2 separate regions of the Mus musculus genome follow, and region 1 is linked to region 2. Evidence: chromatin loops called from intact Hi-C (ENCODE). Cell type or tissue: gastrocnemius. All regions are shown on one strand.

Region 1 (8,000 bases), 360 kb before region 2:
TCTTTCAGTCTGTACATGAGGCTTTTAATATTTTTACTGATAGTTTATATGTTGCACAATCGGTATCCTTATTGGATACCTGTGGTATGTTTAATACGCCAGCAGGATCCCTGTTTTCACAATTGCAAAACATCATTCTTGCCCAAAAACACCCGTTCTATATTGGCCACATACGATCTCATTCTGGTCTTCCTGAACCTTTAGCTGAAGGCAATGATTGCATCGACAGAGCTCTAATAGGAGAAGCCTTAATTTCAGATCCTGTTGCTTTGACCAAACATGATCATGAAAAATTTCATCTCTCTAGCCAGACCTTAAGGCTCCGACTTAAGATCACTAAGGAGTAGGCAAGAATGATTGTAAAACAATATCCTAAATGTATTACATTATCTCCAGTGCCACATGCCTAATCATATTTGGCAAGTGGATGTAACTCAGTATGCAGAATTTGGAAAATTAAAATATATACATGTTTGTATTGATACTTGTTCAGGGTTTCTTTTTGCTTCTCTGCATACAGGAGAAGCCTCCAAAAATGTAATTGATTATTGCCTACAAACCTTTAATGCCATGGGATTGCCTAAACTTATTAAGACAGATAACGGGCCATCCTATTCTAGCAAAAAAAAAAAAAAAAAAAAATTACTTCATTTTGTAAAGAATTTGGCATCAAACATAAAACTGGAATTTCTTATAACCCCATGAGACAAGGAATAGTTAAACGTGCTCATCGCACTTTAAAAAATTGGCTTTTAAGAAACAAAACAGGGGCAGTTATACCCCCCCTCCCCGCCAAGGTCACCAAAGGCACATCTTGCTTTTGCTTTATTTGTTCTAAATTTTTTGCAAACTGATGTTAAAGGTCAGTCTGCAGTGGATTGCCACTGGCATCCAGTTACTTCTAGTTCTTATGCCATGGTAAAGTGGCAGGACCCATTTACTAATGAATGGAAGGGTCCAGACCCGGTCCTAATCTGGGAAAGGGGCTTGGTCTGTGTTTTTTCACAAAAAGAAGATGGAGCGCGATGGCTGCCTGAGAGTTTAGTTCAACAACTAGACACAGATCCTGAATCTTCTAGTAAGTATGACTCTAACCTTGATTATGGCTAAAAATCCTCTTTAGCCAAAAAGTTAAATTAAAGCACAGCCTCCACTCACAGGGAAGCTGTAAGCCTTTCTGCAATTCTCAAAGTCACCCCCCCACACACACACACACCAGGAGCTCTAAGTCTAGCCTGATCATTGCTAATTTGCAATTGAATGGGGTACCTGGTCTTCCTCCGAAGAAGCTTTTGTACTGTGCCTTTCACTGTCTTGACTTTGTTTTTCAAGCAGGTCAATCAAGGCCCTTCAGCTTGACTGCAGCAGGCATGCATCCCCGCCCCTAACAGTGCGCAGGTGGCAGTTATTAATTTTCATCAAGAAGAATTATAAGTACATATTGTGGCTTTGGTCTGATTTGGGAATAAGGTGCGCTATGAGGGCCAGTTAGTCAATGACGGGCAACCAGATCCCGGATCATACCAATCTAAGACGGGGGTACATGCCAAAAGGCCGTGGCTGTTGATATTAAACCACAGAGCCATGTTTGTGTGAATTATAACACAAACTAGCTGCATGTAACTTCCTATGACGGAATTGGATGGTTTGAGAGGATCTGAGATCCTCAGGCAGGTACGGCCGCCAGCCACCATAATTCCCAGGCAGGACTATGGAGCATAGATAAATTTTATGCCTCAGTCCAGCTTTTTAAAAATATTAATAACAGGGAGGAGATGTAGCCTCCCATAAGCCTGAAGCAGGCTGAGCCAGAACTTGACCTTGCTGCCACTAAGGAGATTATCTAGGGGGGAGCCTTCCTCCCTAGATCACTCTATTGTTGAGCCACTGTCGCTGTTCCTCTTCAAGATACTGCTACCAGCTGAGAGGCCCCGGAGCTACTCTGGAGACTATGCCCTATCCTGCACATCATCACCTGCAGCTGGTTCCAGGCTCCAAGGATGAATTGGCGGGAATGGACTTCCTCCCTCTTTTATAAAGCGTGTCCACCATTAAAAATTTGAACCTTGAGCAGACTACTTGTCTTGGTTCCATTATTTCTCAACCTGCCTAGGCTCTCTCTTTTCTTTCAGTTCCAAGATGCCTTCCAGGCTCGAACCCGGACATGTGAGCTGCTGGCTGGCCCCAACACTAAGCCTTTGATTATACTTTATTTTGAAACAAGACCTCTTAACACCCAGGCTGGCCTTAAACTCACCATCTATCTGAAGATGGCCTTGAATTTCTGATCCTCCTGTCTCTGCCTCCAGAGTTCTACTGTTACAGGCACCACCACAGATACACCTGGCTTTACACTGTGCAGGGGATCAGACCTGAGGCTTCATTCACGCTTAGTAAGCACTCCGATGCCACAGTTAATTAAAAAAAAAAAAGATAACAAGACGCTAAAATTATTGACCCTAAAGTATTGAATTGCTAGAAGAATCTCTTAAAGGAAAACTGTTCAGCCCAAGAGAACACTCCACAGTCATGGCATTGCTTCCTTTGAGGTGAGACTTAGATCATGGCAGCTTGTGGTGGTTGGTTGGTTGGTTGGTCGGTCAGTTGGTCAGTTGTTGATATTTGGAAATAGAGTTTCTCTGTGTAGCCTGTCTGCCTTGGAACTTACACTATAGATCAAGCTGGCCTCTAACTCACAGATTTGCCTGCCCCTGCCCCAAGTCCTGGTATTAAAGGGGTGTGCCACCATTCCCAGCTGCTGCTTGTATTTTTTAATTCTTAAATACTAGAAAACTTGGGGCTAGAGAATTGGTTCAGTGTTTAAGAGCACTTGTTGCTCTCTAGAAGACCCAGGGACAATGCCCAGTACCTACAAGATGGCTTGTGATCATCCAGACTCCCGATCCTAGGGATCTGACACCTTCTGACCTCCCTCAACACTTCACATACATGGTGCACAGACATACAAGCAGGGAAAGCATCTATATACCAAAAAAAAATATGTCTTTAAAATTTAGAAAACTACTTACTATATAATGAATTAAAAAAATAAAATTATTGGGTCTGATTCCCAGCACACCACAGAATCCTGGAGACTATCTGAAGGCTGCAAGATGTTTCTGCATGGCTATTTCTCCCCTAAAGCCTGATTTCTGTCTACAGTCTTCCCCAGGCCTCAGTCAATGTTACTGATACTAGTAGGATTAAAGAGCAAGAAACCTCAGGACTATTGGCTGTCCCTTCTCACTGGCACACCTTATCAAAACTAGAAGTGCCTGGGATGGGCGCACAGCTCAGTGGCAGAGCACATGACCAGCATGTGAGGGCCTCTGAGCTGGTTCCTCTGCAGTACGAGGACAAAGCAAACCAGTTCTCTTTATCCACACTTGGAGCATTTCTTCCTAAGCCCAGATACTACATCAATAAACAGTGAAGTCCCACAGTGAAGTCATCTGGCCCAACAGTGGGTGCTCAGAGACTGACTCGGAGTCCAAATCAATAGACATTGCGCTTTCAAAAGCCTGGTACTCCAAGCATAAAGAATGTTCTGTGTTCCTGCTGCAGCCTCTGGCTTCGACACAAGGGGGCGCTGGTCTTCTGTTCTTATGGTACCACACCAGTTCTCCTCAAGTCAAGCCTGTCAAAGCACATTAAGGAATTCAGTTATCACTACATAACCACAAGGACCTCTTCCTCCATGTTTATTAAATCCACTGTTGGAAAGGCTTCAACTGTTAGATACAAACGCTAAGAAACAAATTTGCAAGACTATCTCCGTCCAAAAAGAAAAAAAAAATTCCTCTTAAAAAATAGGTATACCTAGAATTACTCCATACTGTAAAATACACAAAGTAAGTGACTATGAAAGGCAAATTTCAACATAGACATTTTAGTGTAGATATATGTATTATGAGGAATGATAGAAAGCACCATCTTATGTTCCCTGACATTTCTGTGCAAGCGCTGCTCAGATTACAGGTAACTGGAATCTCAACTTCTCAGACACAGAAACAGGGTATGGAGGTTTGAATAGGAATGGCCCCCACAGGCTCATAGATTTGAGTACTTGGTCACTAGGGAGAGGCACTAAGACAGGCATTAGGAGGTATGCCCTTGCTGGAGTAGGTGTGGCCTTGCTGAAAGAAGTGTGTCACTGGGGGTGGGCTTTGGGGTTTCAAAGGCTCACACCAGGCCCTGTGTCTCTCTCTCCCTGTTGCCTTCAGATCTGGCTGTATATCTCTCAGGTACCATGTCTGCCTACGTGCCACCATGCAAATAATGGACTAAGCCTCTGAAACTGTAAGCAAGTCCCAATTAAGTGTGTTCTTTTGTAAGAGTTGCCTTGGTCGTGGTGCCTCTTCACAGCAATAGAATATTGACTGAAACACTGAGTCAGATTCACACATGTCTGTCTTGCCATTAGGATAAGAAGGGCTCTGCTAACCATCTTACTAACAGATCAGTGATTATGAGGAAGCAAACGATATTTTGAGGAACCAGCCTAACTCCATTTTGAAGACAGAAGCCATAATGCTGTATTGTTAAAAATAAGCTTTTATTTACTAGAAGAGCCGAGTTGCTGTTTTTAAAGTCTGTTTCCTCGAGCCATGATCTTGACTTATTTTTGAGGATATTCTAGCCCCCCTTAGCCTTCCCTAATCACATGATGACCACATGGTGATTTTTTTTGAGATTTTTTTTCTATATTTCCTTTTTCTTTATTGTCTCTCTTCTGTAAACCTGATTTGAAACCAATTGTGATTCTACTCCTTAGAAGGGGTCCAAGAAATAGACTATGCCCTGCTCTCTTTAACCTGATATAAGAGATAGTCGCCGCTGGCCAGCTCCTGGGTGCACCCCAATAAAATCAAGCTTCCTTCCATTTTGTCTCTAAAGTGTGGTAGTGATCCTATTCTCCCCCGGGGGGACTAACAATTTGGTAACGGCAGGCTCCTTCACAATACACCAGTCCAATTCTGCAGTGGAGACAGTGGGGTCCTCAAAAGACAACACCAGCACTGAAAACCATGTGTGAGATAACATGAATGTTTGTGTCTATGCGCTCTCACCACAAAAACAAAACACCAAAACCTTTGCTCATTTGCTGCAGCTCCTGGGACACAGGACACGATAACCATGTAGGGAGCAGGGTCGATATGTAATTAGTGGATGCTGCAAAGTAACTCCTTGGGCCACCCTGATGTACCACTAATGTGAATCAGTGGCAACATTGTCATGGAGCTGTTCCACAGCCCAGAGCACCACCAAATCCTGCCCAGGGTCTAGCCTAAACTCCTTTTCATGGAATCCAAGACCCCGGGGAACAGCTCTAACGTACCTGGCTTAGGCTCCTGAGAGTACCTTAAAGGGCCACAGATGGGGAAGTTCAAGATGAAAAGATTCATCAGTCTGGGCCCTGTCCTAACTAATTGTGGTTATCTGTTGTTGTTGTTGTTGTTGTTTGTTTGTTTGTTTTCTTCTTGACACAAGGTAGAGTTATCAAGAAGAGGGAACCACGGTTTAGAAAAATGTTACCATCAGATTGGCCTGTAGGTGTACCCATGGGAATACTTTCTTTTTTTTGGGAGGGGGGGATGAACGTTCGAGACAGGGTTTCTCTGTATAGCCCGAGCCGTCCTGGAACTCACTCTGTAGACCAGGCTGGCCTCCAACTTAGAAACCCACCTGCCTCTGCCTCGTAAATGCTAGGATTAAAGGCATTCACCACCACTGCCCAGCGACATTTTCTCAATAATTAATGTAGAAGGGGCCTGGCCCACTGTGGGTGGTGCCACACCTCAAGTGGTCATAAGTGGTTTTTAAGAAAGCAGGCTAAGCAAGTCATGGGGGACAAGCCAGCAATCAGCATTTCTCCATGGTCTCTGTTTCAATTCCTGCCTCAAGATTCCTTCCCTGCTTGAGTTCCTAGCCTGCCTTCCCTCAGTGATGAACTACAATTGTAAATTGTATAAAGAAAAGCATTTAATTGGGGGCCTGCTTACAGTTTTGGAGGATTAGTTCTTTATCATTCTGTTGGGGAGCGGACAAGCATGGTGTCGAAGCAACAGCTGAGAGCTTTACATACTAATCCACAGGCATCAGGCAGAGGGAAAGAGACACTAAACCTGGAATAGGTTTTTGAAATCTTAAAGCCCAGTGGCACATCGCCTCCAAAAGGCCACACCCATTCCAAAAGGCCACACCTACTCCAATGGGGCCACACCATCTTCAATAAGGTCACATCTCCTAACCCTACTCAGTTTCACTATCTGGCAACCAAACATTCAGTCTATGAGCCTTTGGGAGCCATTCTCATTCAAACCACCATAATGTACATATTTTATCCTTTATCCCAGCAATAGAAACACCAAATAAGTCACTGGCACCGTGAGATCAAGCTGTTGACTGCTGCATTTCTCTCAAATTGTCATTGGCTGCTTGTCCCGATGTCACCATGAAGTCTTTCCTCTATGTTTTTGCATGTCTGTGCCCAAACTTCCTCTTCTACAATATTGGATTAGGACCCACTCTGAAGACCACGTCGTAACATCTGTTAAAACATTATCTCCACATGTAGCCTCACTTGAGGTACTAGGATTATGACTTGAACATATGAGATCAATTCAGGTGATATCATCACCCATGTGTCCTGGCCTCTCACAGTAACTCTTTAAAGTTGTATTTATTTTACTTTAATTCCGCATATGTGAGGGGTAAGTTCATGTGAGTGCAGGAACCCTCAGAGGTCAGAAGAGGGTGCTTGAATCATAGGTGGTTACGAGCTGCCTCACACGGGTGCTGGGAAGTGAATCCTCCGCAAGAGCAGTACGCACTCTTTATTGTGGTGTCATCTCTCCAGCTCTTCTCAGATAGACTCCGGGTCACCCAAAGTGGCCCCTGGCCACTCCCCAAGCCTTCCTGTGGTGGCTTTACTCCCAGCACTATGTCCTCTCAGCATTCCCGATGCCTGCCCGCCTGTACATCTAAGTCAAATCTGCTTCTCTGAAAACAGCCCATGCCTTACCTGGTCCTGTAATCCTCCAAACGGATAGAATGACTCTCTCTTAAGAACTCAAGCAGCACTTGAAATACCTCTAAAATTCTACTTATTTCTGCACCCATTTCATCTTCTCTAACACATTGTTAAGTTATTTTAGGGTGCTACATAGCTATTACCAATATTTGCATACCAGCACCAGCAAGAGAGGGAGAGAGAGAGAGAGAGGGGGAGAGGGAGAGAGAGAGGGAGAGGGAGAGAGAGAGGGAGAGGGAGAGGGAGAGGGAGAGGGAGAGGGAGTGCTGTAACTTTATACACACACACACACACACACACACACACACACAGGAGCTGTTAAAATACATCATCCAATACAAGTATTCAATTCATACTTCAAATCCTTCTGTCCAAACTCAACACAAATATCACTGTTTCCTTGTCTGAATATGTTTCACATGCCAGCCTTGGTCTTTTATGCTGTACAACTCTTGCCTCATAAACGCGATAACCCTAACGGCTATTAGTGCAGGCTGGTGTCTCTTGGGACCTGGGAGGAGGCAGGGACTGAGACAAGAAGGTCCATTGTCTTGCTCTCACAAAGCTGTGAGCTCTTTGGGCAAGACTCATCTTGTGCAACAATAGAAAGGAGAATCAGCCACCAGCGATGGAACCCGGTCCCAACAGCTTATGGGTCACCCAGAGAGAAGAAAGTGCAAGCCACACTTGACCTCCTCCAGAGTTCTACCAAAGTCCATTCACATGTTGATTAAGCCAGAAGCTGCAATGGCCTCTGGCTTGAGCCCTGTTTGTGGTCACAGTGTCACAAGATTCCCTCAAGAGCTACGGGTCACCTCACTGGCAACACAAGTTGTTTTGGCTCTGCCTCCACTGCCCACTTTCATCCCCTGCTCCCCACGCTGCTGCTATTGGTTGAGCTCTTGCTTCTGATTCCTAGTTCCATGTGATCAGACTGTATCCTAGGACTCAATGGGTGGCCAAGGGG
Region 2 (8,000 bases):
CTTTGTTGCTTTTGGGTTCTGTTTGGGCGAGTCTCCTGTGAGCTGCCGTGTCAGTGTAGCTGAGTGAACACTAGCTGTGTAAATAGCTTCTCATGAGACATTTATATGGATAGCTGTGTGGTGTTTCCTTCCATTATCAATAGGGACTCTTTGTGAACGCCCTTTCTCTGTAGCTACCAAAAAAAAAAAGTCCTGGCTTATGGTCCCATGTGACCTTGTGTCCGTTAAACCCAGAATATGAGTGCCTTTAGCAAGTGTTAGCATTTCACAGAGGGTAGAGAAGACAGGATTTACTGCCATTAACCACTGTTCATTAAATAGCTTGAAATATCAACGGTCCTTGTGAATTCTGCTCTGTGTCTGCCTCCCTCTCTCCATTTCCTAGTGCAATCTCAATTTGCTTTTGGGTGAAGTGTGCACTCTGGGTGGGAGCCTGGCTGCTGAGGCTGGCAGTAGTCATCTCTGTGCCTGTGTTTGATGCCACTGAGGACTCAGAGCTTGAGATGCTGATGTGGAAGCAAACGTCCTACAGTGACCGCGCTCCGGCTTGGTTCTTCTGTAGAGTGGAGAGAATTATGTATACAAACAGACTGTAGCTCTGGGTGGTGTTGTACTTCGTCTCTGCGTGGATAGAGGGACCTTTTTAAGCAAGTTGGAGGCCTTTGAAAATGACAGTTTCCTTCCTTCGATTAGCTGAAAATATTAAATTTCCTGCGGTCTCTACAACCTTCTGAACATACGATTAAACCAATTTTCATGTAGAAATAGTAACATTTGCCTCAGAATTTCATTATGAAGAATTTTGGACATTTGTCAAAGTGGAAAACATTTTGGAGCACACCTAACTCTATCTCCTACTGTTGACATTTCCCTACTCGGGTTTCCTCACGACTCCCATGAGCCCATCGCTGTGTTCTTCTGTCTGCCCATCAGGACAGATGGCTCTATACATTTCAGACAGCGTCCCTACCATGGGTGTCATACACTAGGATTTAATATTCACATGTTAATGTCTTAGGAAGACAGCATGTGTAGGTCATAACCTGAGGCAGTAAGCAGTCTCTGTACTCTCCTGTGGATAGCAGTCTTCCTTGTTTCTGTTCTTGAGTGTGCTTAGGGTTTCCAACAAGTCCGTACCAGGTTACGTGGCCCACAAACGTTACGTTCCCGACAGGACTTGCTGTGAACTCCCAGGCGCTGTAACCACTCGCCTCCTATGCCTGTACATAGCAGGATTAAACTCTGAGACAACAGTACTGTCTACTGAGGGCTGGGCAAGCCTTAGGCAGTCTACAGCCTCCCTCCAGTCATGTCGGAGAGAACTGCGGTCTGCCTCCATCCTCTGCCCGCCTCCTGTGGCCAGCGCTGCAGAGCTGAAGGGGTTTGCTCAGGTTGGATAGGTTGGATGGGGAGAACCAAATCACAATCCAACCTGAGTGCATTTAAGTTGTAATCTTAGGCTTCCAGTGTAACCGAACACTTCCTTTTGTGCCCTTAGAAGGACTGTGTTTATTTTTTACCAACTAGAATTTTAGTTTTAGACATTTCACAGTTCTCTTAACACAGAGATATTCCTGTGGGTATTTGTTGTTTTTGTGATGTTCCATGTAGCTCAGGTGAGTCACTTCTACTATGTAGCCAAGGCTGACCTTGAACTCCCCCGATCCTCCTGCCTCCACCTCCTGGTGCTGGGATTACAGGCATGTACCACCATGCCAAGCTATATAAATTGTAGTTCTAATTGAGTCCAAAGCAATTGCTAAAATCTCACTGCACTGTTGAGCACCAACTCATGCAGGGTCTGTCTGATTGTTTTTGTCTTTAAATGGCTTTTATGACCACTCTGGCTACGTAAGTGGTCACGTGACCCCCCCTCCCCCCACCCCTTCGTGAAAATGGTGTTCTCCATCACTGACCCCTCTCATGCACTCTCTACCTGATGCTTTTTTTGTTGGTTTTAAGAAATGACTCCATAAGTCAGGGTGAGCGATACTGTCTTAGGCAGGGCAAAGCCCTCTCGGGAGCAAACCCTCCTGGACGTGGCTGGTCGTTGTTCTGCCTTCTTTCAGTATCTGATCACCCACCAAAGGTTCTGTAAGCCAGTGTGTCACTTTGTAAGTCTCACGTTGACTCTGCTCACCTGTGGCCCCCCACCCCCCACCCCCAGTCAACTGTAGTGACCTGGCATGGGTTTTGTGTGTTGCCTTCGAAATGCCTTATTGGGTATGCCAGGCTACTCTGTCAAGCATCCCAGCTGTCTGCTGAGACATACATGTCCTCTCTGGGGTATGTGCTCTTGATCCAGAAGCAAAGCTGATCTTGCTTTCAGTGTCAAGGGTGCGTTTTAATTCAGTTATTGTCTTAAGTTAGAAGTGAAGCAGGAAGCCGAGAGAATGTGAACCTTTCACGTGATCAGTGTGGCAAACCGAAAATGTGCTTTTGCTGTTTCACTAGAAAGAACGCAGCTAAGAAATGCCAGTCCAAACCGGAAAGTGGGGCTGTGTCATATCACGCTCCCCACTTGTCACTTGGCCGTTGAGTGTCTGAGCAGGCCACCGGGCAGTGGGCCAGTCTATGTTCTGGGGCTACAGAGCTGACTGACGTCACAGGATTCAAACCAATCAACTGTGAATTGTGAAATTGAAATTGCTCTTTTGGTTTTTATTTCCTTCAGCCTAATAAATACAGAAGTCTGAATGTTATTTAAGCTTAGACCACTTACGTTGGCTCATCTTGGCTGTGTATTCTCATGTATGTACTGATTTCTGATAAAGGCTTGATGACATTGTAACGGGCTTTTTGTGTTCAGTTCAATAAAACAGTTTCTGAGTCTTGTCTCAAAAGCGTTCGGTTCTGAGTCGGGAGGAAGTTAGCATCAGTGATTAGCACCCAGCTGTCATCCCCATACTTCAGGTGGGATGTGCGCTCCCAGTTCACAGCGGTATGTGGTCTACTGTGTGCTTTCCAAGGCTTAGAATACTGAATTTGAGGACTTGCTGTGGAGTTGGCCTAGCTACCCATCCACCTCCGACTCTTCCTTCCCAGCTAACCTGGGACCGGGGTGTATTCTGTTTTGTGATACCTTCTGATATTTATGTTCTCTTCAAATTCTGAGAGAATGAACCCAGAAGAATGACAACTCCTGCTCCTGGAAAGAAACACATCAGAGAGCAGACGCTCACTCATCTCTTGGGCATTCCACCTATGAAATGGGGTTATGGACATAGTCACTGGAATGCAGTCCTCACAGAGTCTTTGGAGTGCTGTGGAGTGCATGCATCATGCTTTGAATTTAAATGTCTGTTTGAAAAGTAGGTTGTAAGTTTTAAGATGGGATGAGGAGGGCCATCAGAGGTGCCTAAGTCCCAGGAGCCTTGCAGGTTTCCTTGCTCTAGGTTTTCCCAGATGGGGACCTTGGCCCTCAGTCCAAGGTCATGCCCCAGCCTATGCCTCACAGCTGCCTGTAAGACCACACCGGACATTCCCAGGCCACTGGTGACCTGATAGGAGAGTGTGAAGGCCGCACCCAGTGTTTGTGAAGAGCTTTAAGACTTGTCTTTTGAGCTCAGGGCACAAAAATTTATCCTATTTGTGGGATACTCAAACTATTGAGAACTTAGAAATGAAGACAGTTTATTGCAGTGCAATGAGAGTGTTAATAGGACCGAGACAAAAAATCTTAATATAAATGTGTCTAACACACGTGTAACCCCCTAACATACATGAGATGTGTACTTGGCCCTGGAATGTACCTGGCCCTGGAATCTACCTCTGCGACCAGAGGTAGACCTGCCTTTGGAAGAGAGAGAAGCTGGTAAGTTAGGCTTGCCATTTGGGTTTTTAGGTATGTAATTAGAACTTCAAATGTATTTTGGACGGCAGCCTTCCCTCCAGACAAGAACAAGATGGCTTTCATATTAGCTTCATTATCTAATCCTTGTTTGCCAGAGGCTCCTTTGCTCTGATTTTCATAACAGTTCACTGGGTTATAGACTTGGCCCATAGGTATTTAGCGCCACCGTGTGGACTCTTCAAAGCTTGCATCTAGCCATTGTGAGGAGCTTAAAGTCAGGATTTAGGTTTAAGAAAATGTGGAGGATATGCGTTTTACTGGTAAGTGCAGCAAAACATAGGTTCATTTGAAAATTCAGACATAGTGTCTTCAATAACTATTGGTGAATGTTTCCCTTGATAAAGCTGCTAGAGTAATTATTGTGGCGAATGCCTATTTTATTTTAAACAAATACAGTTCTTTCAGAATGCCTGTTTTATTTAAAAACCAAACCAGACAACCCCCTCACTCCACATTTTGCTGCATGTGGACAAGAAGAACAGACCTGAGAATGAAGTGATCGTAAGTGCAAGTCTCTACACCGGGAGCAAGGAATTAGATCCTCAAAAAAAAAAAAAAAAAAAAAAAAGACTGGGGAAGTGAGAAAAACAATGAAATAAAGGCACAGCGTGTGAGAGTGAGTCACTGGGACAGCATAAAAACCAAGTTTGAAGCTCTAAGCTTTTCCTGAATGTGATGTGTTTGGGGCAGGGGCAGAATAGTTTCTGTACAGTGAGTTGCAGCTCAGGAGACAGGACATTTGGAAAAGGCTGGTGCTAATGCCCAGTGCTCACTGTCTCGAGGCCGGCCTGGTCGAGAGTTCCTTCCATCCCTTCCTTTGTACTGTAGGTCATTTAGAGGAGTATCTTAAAAATGACTTTCTCTTTTATCTTTTTGACAAGCTAGATCCTGAACTCACTCTGTTTTCCCATCCCTTAAGCTGTTTTCCCATCCCTTGAGCTGTCAGTTACTCTAGTTCTTTAGTTTCTGGAGCTGGTCTGTTTGCCCTTTTTGGTGACACCAGTGTGTCATGACAAACAGCCAGCAGTGTGGCTTGACCTTTGAGTGTGTATTCTCTTACATGATAACCCATTTTTTTAGTTTGGGGAATTATTCTGACTTTTAAAGTTAAGGACTTAAGTGAGTAACTCGTGCATAAAAGAATGGGTTGCTGTAATCATTTTTAAGGTGGCATCAGATCCGCTTACTTTGTTGTGTAGCCATGACCACCATCCCGCCCCTCAGTGGTTCTCATCTGCCCAGTCTGAAACGTCATCAAGCACGACCTTCCGTTTTCCCCTCCCCAGGGCCTGGTGGCCACCATTCTGCCCTCTGAGCTTATGAAGCTGACTACCTGAGGAGTCTTACAGCAGGGGAAGTCTGTCGCTCCCTGCCTTATTCGTCTTACTTCTCTAAGCATAAGGTTCTCTCAGCACTGGACTACATGCCAAAATTGCCTTCATAGTACTCCGTTGCATGTAGAGGTACATAGAGCTTACCCATCATCCATCAGTGGGCATTTTGGTTCCTTCTGTTTACCCTTGGCTATTATAAATGACAGTTCTAAGCATATGAGTGTATGAAGGTATATATAAGTCTGTGGGACTGTGATAGGCAGCCTATTTTGGTTGAATAGGGCTTGCTCAGGTGACCCAATAGAGAAATCTACTAGGGATGGAAAGTGGAGCCACATTCCCAGAATCAGGTGCCTGTCCATAATTCTGTGACTACCAGTCAGGTAATGTCCCAAGCTTCTGACATTCTGGCTAGACTCCACCCCCACAGTTACCTGACTATAGCCAGGTATGCTCCCCTCCCCCCCCTACAGTTACCTGGCAACTACAAGATAGCCCAGCCCACTATAAGAGGGGCTGCTTGGCCCCTCCTCGCTCTCTTAAGCTCTCACCTTTCTTATTCTCTAGCCCTCCTTCTCTTTATCCTTTACCCCCTCTCTCCACGTGGCCATGGCCAGCCTCTCTCTTTCTACCTTCTCTCCTTTCTCCCTGTCTTTCTACAATAAAGCTCTAAAACCATCGACCATCTTTGATCATCAAGGCCTGCCATGCTTGAATGATGGGATGGGCTTTCTCCTAATGAGCCGAGTCTAACCTGCCAGAAGGCCATCCTGTGCTCCAGCCATGGACCTGACCAAGGACTCTCACCGATGGGAACCATCCAGCGCCACCTGCCCTCTCCTCCCTTCATCCCCAGGGCCCCTATTCTGTTCTCAGCTCCTCTGCCGTATCCAGTGTGGGATGCCAGAGACCAAGAACCTGGGAGTTGGGCTGCCCCTTGTCCACCACCTGACATGTGGGGTCAGTGGCTTAACACAGCATGGAAAGTGTGCGCAGTCCTCCTGTGTCCACCTGCCCAGAGCATCGGAACTCTAGCAGGACGTGGGTTCTCTCCCCCTCCCCCTCCCCCCCACACCCACGGCCCCACATAAATGAAGAATTAAAATGCATTCAATGCATGCAGATTGTATAGGATAATCAAGTAGACCTGTCTTCCCATAGCACAGAGAGCTCAGCCCTCTCTTAAGACTGCTTTATTTTGTTCTATTTTCAAAGAAAACAGATTTAGAAGAGTGTAAACATAAATTTTTGCAACCTACTCTTAATAAGAGTTCAACCTCTCCTCTAGCCTACCACCCAGCAGAGGTAGTGGAAGGGAAACGTTATTAGGAGATGGGAAATTGGATCTGGTCAGCAATAGTTCTTTTGAGGCGAGCTCAGTCTTTTTGGTCAGCAGTTCAGTCTTGTAGCAAACACCAAATACAACTCAGCAGCTGCAGACCAGTCCTCTCGGGCAGGCAGATACCACACATGAACCATCTGCTGCAGTCCAGTCCTTTCTGCAGGTGACACCAGGCACAAACCCAGCAACTGTAGTTCAATCCTGAAGAAACTGCAAGGCTTGCCACCTGGCCTGAGGCAAGACTGCTGCAAGTGACAAGCTGCTAGAGGAATCTTACAAACAGTCCTTGGGTGAGTTTCTCTCAATGGCACGAGTTGAGCCATGAGTTGAGCCACAAGTTGAGTTCAACAACATTTTGTAAGGTAATCCAATACATGTGTGTTGTTAGTGAAGAATAGAGAGGTGGAGGAAACCAAAGCAAAGCTTAGTGCTCATCTCCCACTGGCTGTGGGGTCATATTCATACTCCTTCATCACAGGTCCTTTCCCGTGTTTGCTGGATCAAAGCATCCTTTCACCTGTGTCTGCGTGAGGAAAACATTTTTTCACATGTCTGCTCCAGGAAAACATCCATTTACCCGTGACTACTTTAGAAAAACATTCTTTCACGTGTCTGCTTTAGCAAGACAGCCTTCTACCTGTGTGCCCCAGCAAAACATCAGTTGACATAACTAATTCCACAGAAACTAGAAGTTTCCATTTCAGAAGAGGCTCATCCTTTCCTTCACAGTTCGACTTATATTCTTGAGTTCGGTGTTTCTTTCAGTACCTATAGACTAATGATATGTAGTCTGTTGAGTGTTGTTATTTGCCTTATTTCCATGTGATTTATTGAACACACTATAATTTTTCCTCTGCCAGTAGGCACACAGGGGCCATTCAGTATTTCCTCATAGCAAATACTTCAACACATCTATGATAAATTATTTTTCTCTTTTTAAATGATCTTCTTTAAGACAGGAGGATCTTATGTAGCCCGGGCTGTCCTCAAACTTCCTATATAACAGTGGAAAACCCTGAACTCATGATCTTCCTGCCTTTACTTCTAAGTGTGGGGATCATAGGGGTGTGCTACCATGCCTGGTGTTGGGGGTCAGACGAGGGCTCAGCATGTTAGGCCAGTCCTCCATCAACTGAGACACAGATAAGAATCTCTTTTATTCTTTCTTTAAAGACTTGCTGTGTGTGTGTGTATGTGTGTGTGTGTGTGTGTGTGTGTGTGTGTGTGTGTGTTTGTTTGTTAGTAATGTTTGTGGGTACCCTAGGAGGCCAGAAGAGGGCATCAGGTTTCCTGGAGAAGTTAGGCTGTCTGGAAGAGCAGCAAGTGTTCTTAACTGTTGATCTATCTCTCTAGCTGCCTCTTTCCTACAGGCTTGTATGAGGAATCTAGAAACTTACTCCAGTGCTTTGGAACTTACATACTGGCCCCAGGTCTCACTGTAGACTTGTGGAATTAGAACCTGTCTTTATTG

What was found. Hi-C counts contacts between places; a loop is a spot of excess contacts. Peaks named below come from ENCODE experiments on the same cell type or tissue, not always from the same donor. Only the 100,000 strongest peaks of a DNase experiment are listed, where the experiment ranks them.
Region 1: it touches region 2 in a loop (6-fold over the local background); 23 of 42 quality-filtered maps call a loop at or near these places.

What each region holds. Positions count from the first base shown.
Region 1 is chr3:32,693,989-32,701,988 of GRCm38, reverse strand. No RefSeq gene overlaps it. Among named protein-coding and RNA genes, the nearest start is that of Actl6a, 11 kb to the left of the region's middle. In gastrocnemius, a CTCF peak has its summit at 3,570 (motif pointing right); a DNase peak (open chromatin) is centred at 3,579.
Region 2 is chr3:32,329,635-32,337,634 of GRCm38, reverse strand. Zmat3 (zinc finger matrin type 3) reads left to right here. Exons shown (of 6, transcript NM_009517.2): 6 at 1-2,843. Among named protein-coding and RNA genes, the nearest start is that of Gm42201, 7.3 kb to the right of the region's middle. In gastrocnemius, no CTCF peak of the experiment used is centred here; DNase peaks (open chromatin) are centred at 2,551 and 4,018.